2 separate regions of the Homo sapiens genome follow, and region 2 is linked to region 1. A link is a loop called in an ENCODE intact Hi-C map of the cell type or tissue named here. Cell type or tissue: Caco-2. All regions are shown on one strand. Links, peaks and the distances in the headings refer to the core of each region. The heading gives the core; the rest is flanking DNA.

Region 1 (11,067 bases), core at 2,155-10,154:
TTGACCAATTAGCTACACACAAAAATATCAGAGTACCTTAGGGACACCAGAATTGCTTAACTGAATTTTAATTCTTCATTTATGTTTAGTGTATTATCAGTCATCCCTCAAGTTGTCTACAGGTTTATGATTTTATGGAAAAATGATAACCATTCACCTACTAGCACTCAGTTTTAGTTGCTGTCTTTCATCAAGGAGAGCAATTATTTTAAAAATTTATCTCATGAACGCTAGGCGCGGTGGCTCACGCCTGTAATCCCAGCACTTTGGGAGGCCGAGGCAGGCGGATCATGAGGTCAGGAGATCGAGACCATCCTGGCTAACATGGTGAAAACCCGTCTCTACTAAAAATACAAAAAATTAGACGGGCGTGGTGGCGGGCGCCTGTAGTCCCAGCTAATCGGGAGGCTGAGGTAGGAGAATGGCGTGAACTCGGGAGGCGGAGCTTGCAGTGAGCCGAGATCGCGCCGCTGCATTCCATCCAGCCTGGGCGACAGAGCGAGACTCCGTCTCAAAAAAAAAAAAAAAAAAAAAAAAATCTCATGAAAGAATCTCTCATTATCATTTAAAAGCAGGAACAGAAGAAACTAAGTGCTAGCTATGCGTCAGGCATCCTTCCGGGGACTTTACATTCAGTTCTCATACAGTCATTGTACAGATTAAGCCAATGAGACCAAGATAGCACAAGCAAATTGTCCAGGGTCACAAATCTTCAAATCCAGTGGTCCTACCCAGCTTCCTCCTTGTAAAATCCAGAGAATTGAGGCAGCAGAATTAAACTAAAGTTTTTCTGTAATGATTTCCAGAGAATGTAAAATTTCATATTTTTTGGAATTATAAATAGTTTTAAGTAAAAAATATTTTTTTTTTTTCAAAAAAGCAAGTGGTTCTTTTGGTTTCTCTTTGGCTTTTTTTTTTTCCTTCAGGGGATTTTTTTTTCTTTTATTCCCCTCTTCAGAGTAGAACTAAAGTATCTAAGAGTAGATTGTTTAAACCACACCAATATTTCACATTTTTCTATAATGCTAAATATTAAGTTCTTGAATTATCCATTAATATTTCATATTTATTGTCTAAAATAAGTGTAAATTGTTCAATTGCATTCATTTTAATACTTAGGCTTCACTTAAGACCATCTAAAGGCATTAACTAATATTATTTCTGGTGAAATTATGCTTAACTGAGGAAAAATTGTAGCCGAATAGTTTTTCAATTTTTCACAAGTACAGCTCTCTGTAGATACAGATAATTGCTATTAACTAGGCTACTACTTATTTGAATAGATTGAACATTGAGGGAGTTACATGAGTTCTGAGTCTGAAAATCCAGAAGAGAAAAATAAAGAACAAAAAGAAAAAAATTGTTGTGTGAGTGAAAATGTTCATTACATTATGTATAATCACAAACATATGGACACATCCTAAATGTCCAACAGCAGAAGACTGGATGTGTCTTGTATTATGAAATATTATAAAATATATTAAGTGATATAAGAAAATGTACATACACTATGTAACAAGTGGGGAAAATAATGTAGAACTGGATATATAATAGAAGTCAACTATGTAAAAATATACATATCATATATTGATGTAAATGTTTGTGCACATTTACAGAAACATATTTGGAAGGAAGTACTCCAAAATCTGTTAACATTGCAGGATTTTTGTTTATTATTTACCATTTTCTGTGTTTTTACTTTTTTTGCACTAAATTATAAAAACCCTCATTTAAAAAATGATAGTGGGAAGTGTTTGACTATGAAAAAAATTTTAAACAGTTTATAAAAACTTGGATTCAGAATTAGCTAATTTAAATAATCCCATTTAAAAACTTTATAGTAAGTAAATCTTGAGAACTAGACAAATTCCCAGGTTTCTTCTGGGCCGTACTGATCCTCTGGTTCCACAGGAGTAAGGTGCTAGGCCTGTGCAAGCACGTGGACTAAAGACACACGGGAGGCTCACACTGATCACTGTCACAATGCTAATGTATAGTAAGTGGTGTGAAATAAACAACATAAAGGAAATGAGGATAATGATAATACAATATTTATAGTGAGCTACAATGATCAATTCCCGCAACTCCTCAGTGACTTAATCTTTTCACCTGTAGTATCTGCATCTCTGCATCCATATAGATGAGCATCAGAAGCTTTCAGAGAGGTGATGACGAGAATCCAGCTCAGAGACTGGCTTACATGCATGATTTTTTTCAAGGCACTAAATCTTTTTCACCACTACGGTGACAATGCCATTTCTACCCAGACATTTAACTTGGACAAAGGCAATAATTTATACGTTTGGAAGCTGCGGCTCCCCAGAAACCTTTATAACCTGGCCCTCATTAAACTATTTATTCTCTATCAGTGTCATCAGATTTCCATGACAACATCACGCTGTATAATCAACATGGTTCGAACTAGTCACATCTTTGCACAACTGGACACATCAAAATAATTGTATTATGTCATCAGTGATGCCACCAGACAGAGCACCAGCTCCCTTCCTACACTGGATAGCAGACGTTCAAATAACGCAATGTAGGTTTTCCTAAAATAGATGCTCAGATATGTCAAGTTTTTCAACAGGGTTAAATTAGAAGTGCTATCTTTTTTTTTTTTCTTTTCATTTAAAAAAAAATCTCTACCTGCTCAATGTATACCCACTCTACCTTGCTTATTTCTATGCAAAGCCAGCTGGTCCTCTCAGGCAGAGTTTGCCTAGGGCAGCAAAATGCTCTGACTGTTTATCCCATGTGAGTGATTGCCAGCTGGGAGGAATGTGTTTTTCCTAGTTTGCCCATGGCATATATTCAGAGGGAGATGGACAAGACCATGAAACTTTGTACAAGTCGCACAGTTTTGTAGTGAGATGATATTTTGCAAACAAAAATGTTAAGATACATCTAATGTTGGGAGATGAAAGCCCAAAAAGATTTTAAGATTTGCTCCCTATTAACATAAAATCTAAAAAAAATTTCATTAAGGAAATCACCATAGGTTTTTGTTTTATTTCCAGAGTTGGTTACAATAGATGTTTGCCTATGAGACTGAAAATCATGTATTTTATAAGAGTTGAGTTAGCTGAAGTCAAAACTGCTGAAATATCGTCTGAGAGGCATATGGCAATAGCTTCCCCTCCTGTGATTTAACATTGTTAAATTAGCTATAAAATATTTTTATCAGTAATATACTGTTTTCCAAGATAATTCACACATATAAATTCCAAACCATCTTACTAATGAAAAGATAAAGGATTGCTTCATTCAGGGGAATTACTTGCTTTCAAATGGAGAATATAGTTTTAAGAAAAGATTTAACAAACAGATGTTTCAAAATTTTGAATACATGTTATATAATCATAGAATCTCAATTCTTAAAATGACTCCAAAACCATCTCATTTTATTAATGAAGAAACTGACACCAAGAGAGGAAAATCATCTTTTTTTTTTGTCAAATAATCATAAGAATATTTATTCATTCTTTTAATCTTTATTGAGTTTCCATTCTGGGCCAGGCCCTGCTCTGAGTGCTGAGGCTACGGGAGCTCTTGCTCTCATGGAACTTATGTTAGACTAATGTTTCCTGATTCTGATCACAGAGCTCTTTTCATTTGCTCACATATTTCTCTCACCAAAAGGGCTAATCTACAAAATGTATGAACAGACTCCAACATCTGACAAAAATACCTGTAGCTGTTGTTGTTGTTTTTTGTTTTATCTAGATTCATTTATCATGGTTATTTTTTGAAGATTATCACATTTATCCATATTAAGATGAAAACTCCCAGGTCTTTATGTGTCTTTCAGTTAACAACTTGCATAATAAAATATGTATTACATTTCTTATATTAATTAACATTTTTTGGGTTTGGTGGCATAATACAATTGGCAAAATTTTAGTTTTTCATCTCTGCTGCCCTCTTCCCCCCACCAAAAGGGAAAGATTCTGAAATTCAGAGATATTGATATGCTATTTCTGTGGATTTTTTTCCCCAACTCAATCTTAATACCTACATTAACATTCAGTAATGCAACAAAATAATTTAGAGAATAGCCATATAGTATCGAGTGAGCTTAAAACAGTCTGGAAACACAGTAGTAAACCAGGAAGACTTCTGAGTTTTTGTCACTAATATTCTGCAGAAATCATGTACTATGCATGTGCTGCAACTTTTACCTGGAAAAAACTTAGTCTCCCTCCCCCCCACCATTTTGTAGTTAAGGCAGAATACAAGAAATGTGTCCAGTGCTTGCCAGCCCCCAGCCTCTTCTACCTAATCTAACCCCTTTTTGTACCACATGACTCTATCCCATTCCAGCCATAGCTGACTGGACCAGGTGTGGGTCACTGATTTCGGGGCAGCTAATCAGACACAATGTGACTGGTGGCCTGGTTCAAAACGATGTGCTAATCCATCCCTCAGGAACTGGGAAGATGTGGAACAGTGGAGTAAATGCTGGAAAGTGCCAAGCTCTGAACAGCTTCATTGGCAGCTATGTTTAAGCCAGAGTTTATAGGGAAGAAGGAAAGGTCCCTAGAGAGAGGAGAATACAACATACAGTGCAGAGATGACCAGATATCATAAGAGAGGTATACACTGACTTGAGGGAAAAGATGATTCCCTATGATTTTCCAGGTAACTGACATCAGTTGTATTTAAGTCCCAGCCAGCTACAATCACTGACCTTAGATTTCTTGAGATTCACTGTTGTATTCTCAAAACAGACCTCCTCCTCCTTAAGTTGGCCTGAGTCTGTCTATTCCTTGCAACCAAACAAATCCTAATCAAGAGAAAATGACTTTTCACGTATCTAGACTTAGTTTTCTCCACAAGAAAAGAGCAAAAGTTAATCACAAGTGATGGTACTCAATTCCTCTTAAGTCTCTGAAGGATCATCCTATCCATAAGTCAATTTGGAGTACTGGTTAATATGCATTAATATTAATGACACCATGATATTTAATAATTTCTACAACCTTCTATATATAAAATTATGAGGGTCACAGAAGACCATAGTACTGAATTAATCTTTTCCATTTTTTAACCTCAAAATATTTGTTGGTAATACTCATATAGTTACCTTAATTTTTCCCTTTTCTCTATCAAAGGTGCTGAAAAACAGGCATCTGAAGAGACCACAATATACAGTAGTCTGTCCTTTTGATTTGCCATGCCCTCATATTCTCCTTTATCAAACTACTTTTTAGCTACTTCTTCCAGTGAATTTTGCTCCTAAAATAGTATATTCATGATGGGTTCCTCCTTTATTTCTATTTCATTAGTCATTAACCCTCCTTAAGCTAAATGGATGGAAACAGTGCATTTTCTCTATTTTTGTTTGCACATAAAGATTTGGTTAAAGTGTTTTGCTCTACAAGTTCATCTTATCACACAGTTCCTGGAGCCAACACCTTTCTTTTTTTTTTTTTTTTTAACTTTCTATATTTGATTAGTTTCTGCTGAGAGGAGGGTCTACAAAAATTCATTGCTACTACCTCATAAGCTAGGGGAAAAAAGGGACAATTTTAATTTTTTGTGATGTAAAGGAAACATCATTTTTAGCCAAATCATAGTTTTAATTCTAAAGATTTATTAAAATGATACAGTAGATATTGTGCAGCAATGGCTTGGAGCCATCTGAAGCACTTTACCCTGTCTGGGGTTTTCCAACTAAAAGGAAAATAAAGAATTTTGGGCAGTTAAAAGGGGAAATATTGATATAATTAAAAGGCTAGAAAACAAAAGGAAAGCTTAAAAAGTATAGTAAAAAGAATATCAAGGTACAGCTTCAAGTATGTAAATGGCTGTATGTTACAAAGCATAGAGACAACACAGAACTATGAAGAGAGCATATTTATATTTAGTTGTACTACTGTCAAAAAATACTTGAGTGTCAGAAGATGCTTTAAAGGTTCTATCTGTATTAACTAATATATTATGATTATTCTAATTTTACACATGAGGAAACTGAAGCCCAGAGACTCTAGGTAACTTACCCAAGGTTACATAGCTAGGGGAAGTTGAGGAGTGGGGATTTGAAAGCAGGAGTTCTGGCCCTGCAGCCGGACCCTTTAATCACAGACTGTCCATCCTCTGTAAATATCTTGAACAGTAGTTCTCAAATTGGTTACATATTAAAACCATCTCAGGAGCATTTCAAAGTACACCAACACATAGGCTCGAACTCCCAAAGATTCAGACTTAATGGGCTTAGGTGGGGCCTGTCATCAGCATATTTAAAATTCCCAGCATATTTTTTAAGTCTCCAGATGATTCTAAAGTGCAAAGTGACCACTAAGCCCAGATCACCTGGCTATTTAGTGGCCTAGCCAGAAGCAGCCTCTAGGTATCTTGACTTTTTCCTCTACATGATAGTGGCTCCCAGCTTCAGCAAATTGAGGGGGAAAATGAAAAAACACATTTTTACTCTGGAGTAATGAATTTGAGTTTCTTAAACCAAGAAGCTTTCATTCACTGGTGATCATGAAACACAAGGATGGGGTTTCTTTGGAGGTTATTAAAGCTAAGATGGATTCTCAATTTTCTGAAATAATTATGTTAATGAGAAACTGATGAACATTTCCAAACTTCTTTTAGGTACTGAAGAACTAATACAGTTTAGACACCAGAGGTCTCACAAGTTAAACCCTCTATATAATACAGAGCCCTCCTGAGAATCAACTTAAGGTGAAATGTTTTAAAGAAGAGATAATGGTGGTGGTGTGGTGGTACATGTTGAGCAACCAGCTCTCTGGAGGTGAGGGAAAATCCCTGATTAGCAGTGTTTACAAAATCATGGTGCTGGCCGGGCGCGGTGGCTCACGCTTGTAATCCCAGCACTTTGGGAGGCCGAGGCGGGCGGATCACGAGGTCAGGAGATCGAGACCATCCTGGCTAACACGGTGAAACCCCGTCTCTACTAAAAATACAAAAAAATTAGCCGGGCGTGATGGCGGGCGCCTGTAGTCCCAGCTACTCGGGAGGCTGAGGCAGGAGAATGGCGTGAACCCGGGAGGCGGAGCTTGCAGTGGGCCGAGATTGCGCCACTGCACTCTCGCCTGGGCCACAGAGCGAGACTCCGTCTCAAAAAAAAAAAAAAAAAAAATCATGGTGCTAATACTTTCACCATTGCCAATTGACAGCTAACAGCATGACATTATTGAGTGTGGAATTGGGAGGAGATGTACAGTAGCATGCTACTCTCTAGTACTTCCACCATACAGATGTAACAGTCATAAGAAAAACTCAAGAGCATGGATAGCAGTAGAACGTAAAAACAAAAACAAACAAAAAAAAATAGGAACTAATAGGTCTTGAAAATTTGTTACTCACTTTGAAATACAATTCATTTAATGTACATTTATATAATTTATTTTAAAAACAGCTATATTTAATAACTGGCAAAAGTTCTGAAAAGCTAATGATTGGTTCTCATGAGCTGGTCCAACATACCACTGAAAAGGCATCCGTTTAATCACGGAGTTTTCTTGGAGAAGGACAATATTTAATTAAATAATTTGAACAAGAATGAGTGAATTTAGGGGGTACATACAGTCTAAAGAGATAAATTTTCTTCATTAATTGAGATTTCTCAAAAATGAGAACTTTTGATTAAATCCTCCAGAGCAAATCCAGCCTTCATTGTGAGCAGTGGAGGATAAAGGCTAAGAGTGTGGGCTCTGGGTCAGAATAACTGGACTTAGTTTTCCTAGCTTGCCCATCTGTAACTCTGTGACCTTGGAAAAGTCACTTATCTATAGTTTCTCCATCTATGGAATGTGATGATAATGGCACCCACCTCACAGAATTGTTGAAAGAATTAAATGAGATACTACATGTGAAGCACTTGCAACAGTGACTGGCACACAGCAAATGCTTGGTGAATATTAGCTACCACTATTGTATCAAAGTGCCTTCAAGTATAAAAACTTTGTCTATTTGAGATGGTTCTGGCGACTGTCAGCTGCTTAATGTTCCTCAACACAATAAGAACTTCCAAGAGTGTCTTTGGCTTTTCTTATGCTCCTCCCGCTTGAAATACTGAATTCCTGCATGTGATTTCCAGCTCAGCTCAAAAATATTCTCTTTTTCTGATTAGCCTGCACCATGGATGCAATCTGGTCCCTCTTGAGGGATTTTAGTAAAATGTGAGAAGAGAGAGCTAATTTAAAAATGGAATTATTAATAAAAGGGAAGCAGAACTTAAACCTTTGCGAAATTCAGAACCTATTATATTGAAAAGCATATTCAAGACAAAACACGAAGGGTGTGGCCAAATGATGATGATCCAAGAAGATGAGTCAGCTGTCTAAACAAAATCCAGGACCTATTATTGTCCAAGATGCTAAAACAAATGACTCCAAAAGCAATTCAGAAATCATCAGGGCTGCCACCCTCATCATAGGCACACAGTAGAAGGGAGGTAGGTAGTACAATTTCAACGAAGGGGCTACAGGCACACATGAAACTTCATTGTAGCCCTGTTCCCCCAGCCCCTCTGTCTCAAGGCTCTGCCACCTGCACTCCACTCTCTGAACTCCATCCTATGTTCCCCAGCTGCCCCAGATGTAGCATGCACTGCAGCCAGCAAAGCAGTGGGGGTGTGGCTGCCTCCACCTAGATTTGGATGCCCTGGAGGACTGTGGGAACCAGGCAAAGAACTGTCACCAGGACAGCACCACTGCACAGAGCCCCTACTAGGGCAAGGCCTAGCAGAACTGGGACAAAATGGCTGCTCCTGATACCCTGGGGTGGTAGAGACACCCGGGTAAGATTCCAGCTCAAGAGAACTGCAGGTGTCCAATTCAAACTCTTGAGAGCTGTGACATGGGCTATGCCCTACAAAGCAGTGTGGACAGGGCTGCTTGGAATCCTGCAGATCCAACCTCTGCCCCAATGTGTCCAGAAGGTGGGACCACAGCTCCAGTGGGTCTGGAAGGCAGAGCTTTGAATCAAAGATTATTCTTGAGCCTTAAGATTTTGTTCTCACTCAGAATTTATCACTTATTTCTTCTTTCCTATTTCTCTCTTTTGGAATAGGAATGTTTGTCCAGTGCCTACCCCACCACTACAGTTTAGAAGCACAAAACCTGTTTGATTTCAGAGGCTCACAGCTGAAGGGGAATTTGCCTCAGAATAAATCATACCTTAAGTCTCACCCATATCTGATTTTGATAATATTTAGATGAGACTTTGGACTTTAGACTTTTGAGTCAATGCTGAAACAAGTCAAGACTTTCGGTTCTCTTGGGATGGGATGAATGTATTTTGTATGGAAGAAAGACATGAGGTTTAGGGGAGGAGTGAGAGGTAGAATGCTATGGTCTGAATGTTTGTGTCCCTCCCAAATTTTATGTTGAAATCCTAACCCCCAAGGCGATGGTATTAGGAGGTGAGGCCTTTGGGAGACATCTGGGAGTAGAGGCCCGATGAATGGAATTAGTGCCCTTATAAAAGATGTCTGAGAGACTCCTTACCTCTTCCACCAAGTGAGGATGCAGAGAAAACTCTTTTTCATCTATGATGAAGTGGGTCCTTACCAGACACAGAATCTGCTAGCCCCTTGATCTTGGAATTCCCAGCCTCAGAACTGTGAGAAATAAATTTCTGTCGTTTATAAGCCACCAAGTTTAAGACATTTTTTTGTTATAGTAGCCAAAATGAACTAAGACAGCTGAGGGCATTCCAATGTGGGTATCCTAGAGACTTAGGTCTGACAGCTGAATAGAAGCAAAAATCAAGGCTCTGCTCCTCTGCAAGGTGGGGAGTTAAAAAATGAAACTCAAGGCCAAATCCTTTGCAGAGAAATCTACTCAACAGCAAAGCGAGACGGCAAGAAAAGCCGTCTGTTTTGGTTAGATATTGAGGGGAGAGAGTGGCTTTCTGAGAATTTATAACCATAGTCCTACCCTTACATGGTTCAGGATTTAGATATTCACTATCTTCCTGGTCCAAGAAACCCCAAGCCAAGCGAAGTAACATATATGTTCCAGGGTTGGTTGCATCCTAGAGCACCTGGAAGTAACTAAAGTGATTCTTTCTAAAGAAGTGCATCCTCAACCCATGGCTTGAAGTTCCCACAGAGAAAGCCCAGTGGAACATGAGCTCACAATCCAAAATTATGAGCCACCATGAGCAAAAGACAGAAACAGAAAACATCATACGCTTTTCACAAATCTCTTAATTAAAGTTATAAAGTATAGTATACAAAATATGAAATAATTGAAGAATTATGGATAGTAGACCCCATAATGATCATTAAGAGATTAAATAACTGGTATTAATGTTTTATGTGGAAGAAGAATTTAGAAGAAAAAATGAGAACATGTGTTGGAATTATGGCAGTTTTCAAACAAGACCCTGAATAAAATTAAAAAGGCAATTTTTCTCTCAGGCCTACCTGTTGCCCCCCTTCCTTCTGCCTCCTTCACTTGACTTTCCTCTTCTCCAGCCCCTTTGGAAAGCCTACTATATTCATATGTATTCTGACTCATCTCAGAATGACATCAACTCAAACTACAAAAGCATCACTGCCAACAATTAAGTGGAATCTGTTTAATCTAAAGACAATACTCATATTCTAGTTTTATTTGAAGATACTATTTCATAACTTTTTAAAATACTCTCACAATGGAATATTTCTTAAACTTAATAAAGAACCACATTATTTCATTTACAGCAGTAAATAAGATTTATAAACCTTTTTATGCAACATAAAATCATGCAGACTTTTATCTGAAAATGAAATGTTTGATATAACTATCAAAAGATTAAATTAGATGTATTGATCTTAGAAGCACAGTTACTATATATGTTATTATATATCATTGTTTATACAGAACTATATCCTAAATTATCAATAGTTTTTGTAAGGCCAGGGACAACTTGCAATGCTATTATTATATATTAAAGGCTAATATTGCATTCCTTTGAAAAAAAGTATTTATCTATTTAACAAGATTTAAATGAACATCTACTCTATGCCTGGTACTACAATATGCACTGTAGATAATTAATGAGCAAAAAATGGTCGCAATTCCTGCTCTCATGGAGCTTTTAATG
Region 2 (11,067 bases), core at 1,442-9,441, 72 kb after region 1:
TTTTTTTTCTCTATCAATTTTGCAGATTTTTTTTTAGCTCTTATTTTGCTTGACAAATCAAAGCACAAACTTTAGTCCCTGTTGTTGGTCCTCCCTCAACTCATTGGACCATTAAGCTTTTACTATATGGTGATTCTTATTAACTATTGGATTTGCTATGTCATGCTAAAGAAGTTTGCCGTTTAGCATGAGGTGTGTCAAGGACAGTTAATCGTATTACACAGAAAGCCCTTTCAGTAGTCAGATATGATAAAATGTGATAATAACGTTAACATCATTGACTGGTAAAGCTACTTCTTGAGCTTTTAATCATCATTCCAGACTTCTTTAAATGCTGTCTTCCAATCAATAGAAACACTTTAAAACTTTATACCAGGGCCAGGCGTGTAGGCTCACGTCTGTAATCCTAGCACTTTGGAAGGCCCAGGTGGGTGGATTGCCTGAGCTCAGGAGTTCGAGACCAGCCTGGGCAACATGGTGAAACCCCATCTCTACTAAAATACAAAAAATTAGCCAGGCATGGTGGTGAGCACCTGTAGTCCCAGCTACTCAGGAGGCTGAGGCAGGAGAATCACTTGAACTCGAGAGGCGGAACTTGGAGTGAGCAGAGATCATGCCACTGCACTCCAGCCTGGCGACAGAGCGAGGCTCCGTCTCCAAACAAAACAAAACAAAACTTTATACTGGAGTAAATGCAACTCACTAATGCTGTTCTCTTTTCACGTCTTGCCTTCATTTCCAAACCTCATCACATTGTTTATTTATAGTCTTTACTGTTAAGTTGTCATTCAAATGCAAACATTCAAGCTGGGTTGCACATGGAACTGGGCAGAATTTGGTGTGACATATGAAAGCTGTTGAGTGGCGGTGTGGGGCTTGAGAGGTCTAGGTTTAACTTCCAGTTATCCTGTCTTCAGCGAGTCACTTACCTTTTTGATGATGCTTATTTATTATCAAGTATAACGAGAAAATGTTACTTTTCTCTACTTCTCAGGGTTATAGTAAGGATCAAATGAAATAATAGTTGGAAATGGGTAAAGAGTTAAAAGCAATAAAGTTCCTCAATTCCCTTTCAGAAACTCCCTTTTTTTTTCCTGCCCAGGCCCATTCTTTATGTGGCCCCCACCTACTCAAAACCTCACATGTTGTGCCATCTAACTTGTGTCTCCTGTAATCCGGCTCCATATCGCCCATCAATATCTACCTGTTTTAGGTTTTAACTTTCAGACCCTAACTTTTATTAAGACATCTATGATTGAAAAAAGAATCTAAAAATAACAACAGCTGAATTTATTGAGTACTTTACCACATGCCAAATCATAAATTCAATTGCAACCCCACAGCTTTTACTAGGATAATTTCTGATTACATCATATTCCCCGCATGTTCTCTCCACTTGCTATGCAAAAACCTTTATATATATTATTCTCACTTAATCTTTGCAACAAATAAAATTGAGTCTATTATTATTCTTGTTTTACAGATAAGGAAACCGAGACTTGGAAAGTGAAGTAATTTGTCCATGATCACACAGCTAAATTGTGGTGGAGCTGCGCTTTGAATGCCTCAGAAACTGTTCCATAACTCCACTACTCCACTGCTTCTCCTGAATGCAGAACTAATGTAATGAACAAATGGTCACTCATGCATTACCTTTGAAATTTAACATGCTCATATAATCATAGAGTCTGAAGTTAGAAGATCATCTACTTTAATGATCTATCCAACCCTTAAACCTCCTTTATCATATGCCTAAGTCACAATCTGCCTTTTGCTTCAGTAACACCCATGAGGTATCTGTACCATGTCCAAAGAAAAAAGGAACGCCTTCATCTTCAGACTGCTCTATTGGGAAGTTCTTTATATCAAGCAAAAATCTTTCTTCTTGAAAACTCTGTCTACTGACATTAATTTTACCCAAGAGCTTTATTGAAAAAATATAATTCGAATGTTACATAAAATAAGTCCCCTGATAATCTCTTCCCCTTGATAAGGTACTCAGTGCACCTTGACCAGGCTGGTCACCTTCAAATGAAAACACCTAAGGCCCTCCTCTGCATTTCACCCAAACTCCAGGCACGCTCCTGCCCAGCTGAGCAAAGAGCAGGACTCCAACCTTCATTGTTATAGATACTCTATTTCTACAATTCCCATCTAAGAGACCACTAAGATTGTGTGAAACAATCATATCACGCTTTTGACTCATATGATGAGTTTACATTTTATCAATATTCCTACATCGTTTTTCACTACTTCCTCCACTTACTGTTAGTTGAAACTGATCATGTTGGAGTTGGGCCACTTTTCTAGAATAGTGGTTTTAACTGAGGCTGCACATTAGAATCACGTTGGGAGCTTTAAAAATACTGATTCCTAGATAGCAGCTGCAGAAATTCTAATTTATTTAGTGTGGGAGGTGGCTCAGGATTTACATCAATTGTGTCTTCCTATATATGTATTATCCCAGTTTGATAACATCTACAGATTTAATGGCTAAGTCATCAATGTTCTCACCAAGTCATTGCAGAGTCCTGGAGCCTTCCCTTAAGTTAATATTGGCCAGGTAGATTTTAGGTATAGATATTCAACCAGTTACAAATCCACGAAATTACACTGTCATTCAGTCCAGAGTTTTCTACTTTGTTCACAAAATAATATCAACAAAGACTTTGTTAAATATCTCACAGAGAACTAGTCTAGGGCACTGGTTAAAAGCATGGATTCCACCACCACTGCAAATTCAAATCTCAGCTGAGCTAGCTAGATTACTTTGGGAAGGTACCTTAATCTCTCTGTACTTCAGTTTCCCTAATGCTTACCTATAGGATTGTTGTAAAGATTAAATGAGTTTATACATATAAAACGTCTTGCATATGGTTAGCTTGAAAGTCAACTATCATTCCTGTTATTATTAAGTCTCATTATACACCATTTATTGCATCCACTCCATTTTAAAAGGACAATGATAATATTTGCTGCTGGAGAGCTGATCTGATGCGGTATATAGGCTGAGTGGTGAGAGATGATGAGGTACCTCGGGGTTTATCGATTATAGAACAGGCTCCTCTAGAGGGATATAAAGCACTGCCAAGTCTTTTGAGTCTTAAGCTGTTGCTTGTAGTACTCTGGTGAATAGTTTTGTTGGTTGAACTATTTGGGTTTAGAACTAAGCATAGTGGGGTATCTAATCCCAGTTTGAGTCTTAGCTATCGTGTTTTCAGGGTGTTAAAGTCACTTTTGTAGTTTATTTTTACTTCAGTTGAAGCTTTTTACAGCTTAGACGGAGTTTAGCTTTACTGTAGGTTTACCTTAAACACGCTTTTCACCAGATTTTATTAGTTTGGGTTAATCGTATGATCATGGTGGCTGGCACAAAATTTACCAACCCTGGAGTATTAGTATAGCTTAATCAAACTTTTGGTTATTGCTGGTTAAATCAGTTGTAGCTGAAGCAAGTGATAAGCATCAGAGATCATTTCCAAGCCATACCCATTTTCTCCTTACCCCCATTAAAGCATGATTCAGAGCCCATTACAGGATTTCTAACTACTGCAAGAGTGGTATTCATTGCTTACCTTACTAAATCACACAAAAGTAGCTACGTACTTAAATTACACAAAATCCAAAAGCTCCTAGATTAAGAGTTAACTAATTTATTATAACTATACTATTACCCATTGTGCAATAATAAAAAATACAGAAAGTATGGAAAAATGACAGAAAAAGAAGCCCTTACAGATTCATTTCTGAATCTGCTTACTCCTGGATATTTTGAAATTTCTTCAAAATGTAGCCTGCCCTCTCCCAGCACCCAAGAATCCTGAGTAAAGAAATTCCCCTTTAACTTGCTGGAAGGAAGGGAGAGTTCTAGATGTAAAGTCATTTCTTCCATTGTCTGCTTAAAAACCACCACTAATGGAAAATGAATCAGAGAAACAGAAAACTGGCAGTACTATAGATCTCCAAGTGAAATTCACACATCAAATTTGAAATGTGAGCAAAAAGATGATTTGCTAAATGTCCCAGTGGCATTTCAGAGTCCCTGGAAGAAGTCAGGGACAGAGGGCTCCTCATCTCTGACAGTCTAGGTGTTCCCTGGGGGAGGCATCTTTTTGTCATTCAATTGCCATTTGCCAAGAAAAGATAGCTATTGACCAGCATCACCTTTTAAGAAATTAAAAGAAATAGAATTCTTCAAATTAGGAACTTTAACTTACCTTTCAGCACCTTTTCCAAAAATTTGAGGACAAACGTTGTTGGAAGATCTTTAGGGATTGAAATTTAGATTATGGATTCACATTGGTATTTTGCGATAACAAACACGTCACACAACCAAATAGGACTGAAGTAAGTAGGAGGACATTGATGCCAACATGGGGACGGGAGTAGACTATTTAAGGTAAAAAGGGATCAGAATCTTTTCCTAAAGAGCATAGTTTAAATACAAGAAAAGGCCACCAACATCAGTTTAAACTAGTAGAAGAAGTAACGCATAACACAATAACGTTTATGACTAGTCAAAAGTGGGAAACAGATTGATGAGTGGAGGCAAAAAATATCTTGAGAGATTTAAAATGATCAGATTGAAATAAGGGTATAGTGTTAACAGACAAGAAAAAAAGGGAAGAAAACAGGAATTTGTCCACTAGGGCAATAGACACTGAAAAATGAACTAGATTATTTGGTGGGAGTAACATTTAATTCAAAGAAGATATGGTTTTGTAAGAAGTACTTTCTTGGGATGGTAGACTTAATCCATTTCCAAAACTTGGGTTAATGGCACTCACATTCAACTGATCAATTCAGGCTCAAAACAGGTTCCTGGTTTGAATGTTGCATAACTGACAGAGAACTGAGGTGGCATTTTAGACTGGAAACAGAAAGGTTAGGTTTAAGAAATTACTCCAAATATGTTGTCCATATTATTTGTTAATCAACTGCAGGTTCTCCTAACACCACATTCTGTTATAGTACATGTGGTTCACTTCTGTGATTTTTTTTCTCATTTTGAGAATCAAATTATACACTGATGTCTAGTTTTGACTGTTAAGGATATTAACAAAAAGGAGGAGGGGAATATTAGTAAGTGAGAAAAGAGAAGAAAGGTAATACAGAAGCTGAGTGGGCAAAGGGGATTTTGCAATATGGCCTGAAGTGACATGAACACTCTCAGCAAAGGACCCTTTATTCCACAGGGAGGTTGCCCAATATCTAAGAGTAACATTCAGATCCAGGATAGAACATTCTGTTCTGTTCCAGTGTGGTTAAAATTGGGATAGCTTGGGTGTGGGAATGGAGTTTTGGTAAACAGCTGAGCATGTGCACAATTAATATTATATTAATATGTTATAAAGTTGTTAAAAGAATTCAATAAAAATCTACCTATAAATATTTTGACATCATATGAGGCACACAGTAGGTATATAATAAATATTGTATCTATTCTATTTTATTCAGCTATGGTAAATGGAATAATTAAAGGATTCCAAAGATTTTCTTCTAGGTCAAGTTTGCAAGTTACTCTGCCTCTCGGAGAAATCTAGTGGGTGGCAGTCAGAACTAAGTCCTAAAATCAAAAGGGTAACAAATATTTAAATAAAGGCCAGATGAACGGGTAGGGGAGAAGGCATTGAAAGAGGCACCTGACATTACGCATCTTAACTACAACAAAACAAAATGAATTAATAAGTATCTCAAACCTGCTAAAGAAGGAAAATCCCGAAAATATTCTAGTTGACAAGGGATGACAATTAGAAATTAATTGTATAATACTCATTAATTATTCAAAATGTTACTGATACTTATTTAATGTGCTGCCTTTATTATACTAGTAATTATAGAAGGCTTTCATTTATTATTTGTAATTTAGATTCCATCAGTCCTTTATTTCTTGACACCATTTTAAGTTTCTCAGATAGTAACTTTCTTTCCCTAGGAGTTTTCAGGCATAAACCCTAACAGTTAAAACTGATCACTTTTACAGGAATGTGCAGCCTCCATTTTGGCACTGGTAAAACCAATTTTCTAGGCCATTACTGGAGACTCACTTTTTTATTTAGAAAGTAGGTAGAGTTTCCAGATGCAATACAAGACACTTAGTCCAAGTTGAATTTCAGCTAAACAACTAACAATTTTCAATATTAAGTATGTCCCAAATATTGCATTGGATATATACTAAAATATTATTTATTGTTTTAGCTAAAATTCAAATTTAACTCAGAGTTCGATATTTTTATATACTAAATCTGGAAACCCTAAAACTTGAAGTTCCTAGTTCATTAATAGGAAGTAGGAAAAAAAGTAAGTGAAAAGACTGAAAGTAAATAAAGCTTTAAGGTAAGAAGCAACTTTCTCACTAAAGTATACTCATCTTAGCAACATACCTCAAAAGAAAGTACAAACTCTATAAATTGCCCAAATTATTGTTGGATTTATACAATCAGGAAAGCCAAATTTGGATAGTACTTTCATTTTGCAATCATGTTTCTCAACTAAAACAGGTTTGTATCTGCTATTTTTTGTAACTAGTCATTTTTAAGAACTGCTGAAGAATAATTCAAGATGCTATACCTTAATACAAAAGTGAAAAGATGCAGGCAAATCACTGAGATTTATATCCTCATGATTTCATAAATCCTACTACTTCTGAAGGAGAAATTGCTACTAAGACTTCAGGCAGATATGCCAAATTAATCCCTTCTTTCTTCTGAGTGAATGTCCTATGTTCTATGTAATACGACAAATGTCACTATTCTAAGAGAATTCTAACATTCTAAAACTTTTTTAAAAAGATTTTCATTTATTAAACATGTTATATCATCAGGAATTTCAAAGAGAAAATGTCAATGCCCTCTAAGTTTCTAATTCTCAACCCACAAATTCAATTTGTTTCATGGGCTTTGGGGAATTAATAAATATGAGATATTTATTTGTAAGTCAAAATCTAAAACTGAGTCCCCCTGACAATCTGATGATGATTTGTGACATAACATTCCCAAAAGAAGAAAAAAAAGTTTCACATTTTGCTTCATCTAAAAACACAAAATTGTTTTCTAATTATAATGGCACATATTACACTCTGTATTTCAATAATATTTTATCTTGACTCTTTACATGTGTAATCACTTAACCCAGGCAAAGATCTAATAATTAACAAGAAAAAAATCATGAAATTCAGGATTTATGAAGTGTTTTCAGTTCCCTTGTCAAGACCACATGAGGGAAAAAGTATAATAGCAACATCCAAATATGTACTCTATTCCACCTGCATATCCATTACCACAATGCAAAGAATCAGCACAAAAATAAATACTCCACTAAATGTCCTGGTAATTTTGATCACCTCTATTTCAAAATGCATTATTCAACCAGGGTTATCTTCTGATAGAAAGAGAAGGTTAAGGAAAGCATTCTTAGCACATTGACAAATGCATTTCATTTTTATTATGTGGAAACAAACAAAAACTGTATTTAATATTAATATCATTTTAGCATTTGAGAGCTTTTGCTTTTCTAAATGAGATGATTGCATGAAAGAAGGCATTTTTTGGGTCAAATTTCCAATGTATCTACAGGTTGTTTTAATTTCATTATTTAACTCGCCGTACTCATAGCACATACACGTACAACTAAGTACAAATCGCTTATATCAAATATAAGATGTATTAAAGCCTTTCCCTCTCTCCAACAGTGCTCTAGGATGCATTACCAGGCAAGCAGATAAGTGTAATGATGAATTGCATAATATGGCCAACATTAATAGAGTGGTTTTCTACAAATGTATTGCAAAAAATAAATACTTCACATTTCAGAACATAACTATTTGGATGTCACATGTTAGCAAAGGACAAAGTGGCAGATATTAGCAACTTTAAATCTGTAGGTCCTGGATTAAACAATATAAAGGAACTTGAGAGAAATGACAATGCATCTAGAGCACAGATGAGGTTGAAGGTAAGAGTCTATTCTTGAGGGTCTAATTAGGTTCTTCCCATCTCTCCATTTTTTTTTTTTTTTAAATCATAGAGACGCCTTAGCAGAAGCTATCGGCTTTGACAGTACACCGAAATCCTGGCAGTGAACCATAAATTGACCATTACCATAAAAAGAGCTGCTAAACGAGAAACCATGTGCTCAGTATAAAACTAATTTCATGCTTTCAAAAGCACACAGTGGCTTCTAGCAAGATAGTGGCCCTGGGACTTGCCGAGACAGATTGGTGAACACAAATGGTTTGCTCCTGATGCGTCTGCTTAGCCAAGCTTTACGTGTACTGGCAGTAAAAGAGGTTCTCGAGCCTTCTATCAAACAAATACACACTTAGCTATAACTTTAAAGCTGAAAGCTATAAAACAGCTGCCTCAAATAAATATAGCAGGAAAAACACATACACTTATATACATACACACCCCATGTGCCATGCTAGCTGCTTCCAATCAAAGAAAAATAGATTCCCCTGCCAACCTAATATACTAAACAGACACTTAATAAGCACAATGCTATTTAATACATTATAACCCTCACACTCCATTCATGCTTAGAAACACCAGAATTAGAGTTTAGCCAAGCCTAAGCAATAGCACTCCATCTACTTGGAGGCTAACTTTGTGTCTGCCCTTATCTAGTTGGCTTTCAAATACCATATACTTACAAGGCTACATCAAACCTTTCCAAGCATGATGATCTAGTAATTTAACCTCTCCAGGTGAGCACAGGTATTTTATTTATATTTAAATGATACAATCTGCTACATTTAAAGCATCTCAGCTAATAAGAACACACTTCATGAAGAAATACTGTTAATTTCCTCCCATTCTCATTCGGCACACAGTCGTTAGAAATTAATTACTGTTGGTTGTCCAGTACATGACCGGTCATAACTTTTAATTATTAATAATGTCTAGCTTCACAAGTTGTCAACTCCAGTATGTAATCCACATCACTTACTTTCTTAGTTATCTCGAAACATGACTTGTCTCCTCCTATCTGTCTTTCATGTCAAAGATTCTACAAAGTACATTTTGTTTATAGCCTTTTTAATAACATCTGAAACACATAATAACACTGCTAATTACCTACTTTCAGTAATGGTAGCAAATTGCATAATATCACTGACTTGTTCAGAATGTTTAAAATGCAAAGGAAGTCACCTACTGGTAAGATGTCCTCGGCAAACAGCTAGCACAGAAAGAAAGGGATGGTTATCACACCCATGTAAGGAGTTACTTCGCAACAAAATTAAAGAATCATATATTTTGCTCTTCAGCTTTGCTCCTTCAGATGTGTCAGCACAATGTGATAAACACAATTGAGGACTCCACAGGATTCAGCATAACATACAAAAGAATCTGTTACTGACATCCCAGACCCCAGCATCCAAGTTTTAGAATAAAAACGCTCACCTCTGCTAGGAAGTCCACTCCACATCCTGGCAGGGCTCTCACCAGCTTCAAGAGCAACCAAGTTGGATAAACAAAACTTCCAGTATGTGACCAGGATAATGCACAGCGCTACCGAGACTTGGCTCCAGCCCTGATTATCTGTGTGACAGCACCACGTTATATCAGTGCCGCTCCAAGCCTTCCCAGTTGCTGGCTTATTGCACTGCTCATTGAAAATCCTTTACATGCTGGCAACATTTTAGGGAAGGACAAGCACACTCTGAGTCATTTGTAAAGAAAGCAGAGCAATTTCAATTCTATATCTCCATGTGTGCTGAAACCAGAAGCACTGTCAATGTACAAGTCTGAGGTGGATTTATGCTGAGAAACAGGCAACCTAAGCCTTCATTATCAATGCATGAAATCAGCCACTGTGATCAAATTCAAGCAAACCACAAGAAGGATGTGATTATGAAAGTCTCCACAGATTTAGCACCAAACCTTGTGGAATAAAGAATCATCTATTGAAATTGTGTAAATGTTAAAAATAGCTCTGGCTTTTCAACAATGAGCAGGATACAGGGAAGAAATCAGTAGTCTATATTACGAGGACTTATAAAGGCTGCATAAATCAAAATAGCTGTAGGTTCCTGGGACTTCGCTATAGACAAATGAAATCACTGGAGACTATGACAATTATAACAAAAATAATTCCATATATTTGACATAGATGTCCATTAAAGGGCAAATCAAACATCCTTTAACTCCTAAGTGCCCATCTCTAAATTAAAATAATGGTGATAGTTAAAAATGTGCGATGCTATGCTAGCACCAGGACAAAATACCATCAATTTTATTCTAAGATAATTTCATAAACAATAGAGATTTAAATCTATTCTGTGTAACAATAAACATGCAAGATAGATATTTTAACACTATAATCTTTGCTCATTATTTTAAAAAATCTATAGTTCATTAAACCCATGTATTTTTATCCCAACTACCCCCAAATTTATACTTTTGCTTTTTATAATCCTTTCTGTTTTGTTACTAAAATATAAGATGCAAGAGCTACTGGACATCGTCTTTAGAAGACACAAGGTCAGAAAGCAGTATTAGATATACCCCAGAAATACATATACCCCAGAAAGCAGTAGCAGTGCTTTGAGATCACAAAATATACAGATTTGACATGTGCATGCAAACTGCAAAGCAAAAAAGAAATAAAATGTTTATTAAAAATCACAAAAGTAAACTGGAAGAAATTCCTAGGAGGCAACATTGACAACACATTTAAGGTTCTATTCAATTTTTTAAAAAGGGTTTTAGGTTCTCATTGAGACTCTGAAGGCCAGACAAACTAGAATCCAGTAAAGGCAATTCCTGATTTGAGGATCTCCTATAAATGACTGGGTTCAGTTCTAGTAATCCTACCAGCTCTGAGATGACACATTTAGAAGTGTCTACAATATGAAACATCTGTGTAAAACTAAGCAGCACACATTTACGTAACACAGCATTCTGGAGCAACATTAAACACAGCACTCTCATGGGCATTCTCACTATGTCCCCATATGGAAAGTTGACTCCTTACGGGCTGCTGGTTAGATGCCCTTGCTTGGAGACAGATTAGACACACGATTGGATATGCACATGCGTGTGCGTATACATATACCTATGCCATTGA

What was found. Peaks named below come from ENCODE experiments on the same cell type or tissue, not always from the same donor. Only the 100,000 strongest peaks of a DNase experiment are listed, where the experiment ranks them.
Region 2: it touches region 1 in a loop (2.3-fold over the local background); 3 of 110 quality-filtered maps call a loop at or near these places.

Annotation. Positions count from the first base shown.
Region 1 is chr2:179,663,201-179,674,267 of GRCh38, forward strand. All of the region lies in intron 3 of ZNF385B (zinc finger protein 385B), which reads right to left. Among named protein-coding and RNA genes, the nearest start is that of MIR1258, 190 kb to the right of the region's middle. In Caco-2, for the core only: no CTCF peak of the experiment used is centred there; a DNase peak (open chromatin) is centred at 6,221.
Region 2 is chr2:179,736,312-179,747,378 of GRCh38, forward strand. The region is part of intron 3 of ZNF385B (zinc finger protein 385B); the gene reads right to left. Among named protein-coding and RNA genes, the nearest start is that of MIR1258, 120 kb to the right of the region's middle. In Caco-2, for the core only: no CTCF peak of the experiment used is centred there; no DNase peak of the experiment used is centred there.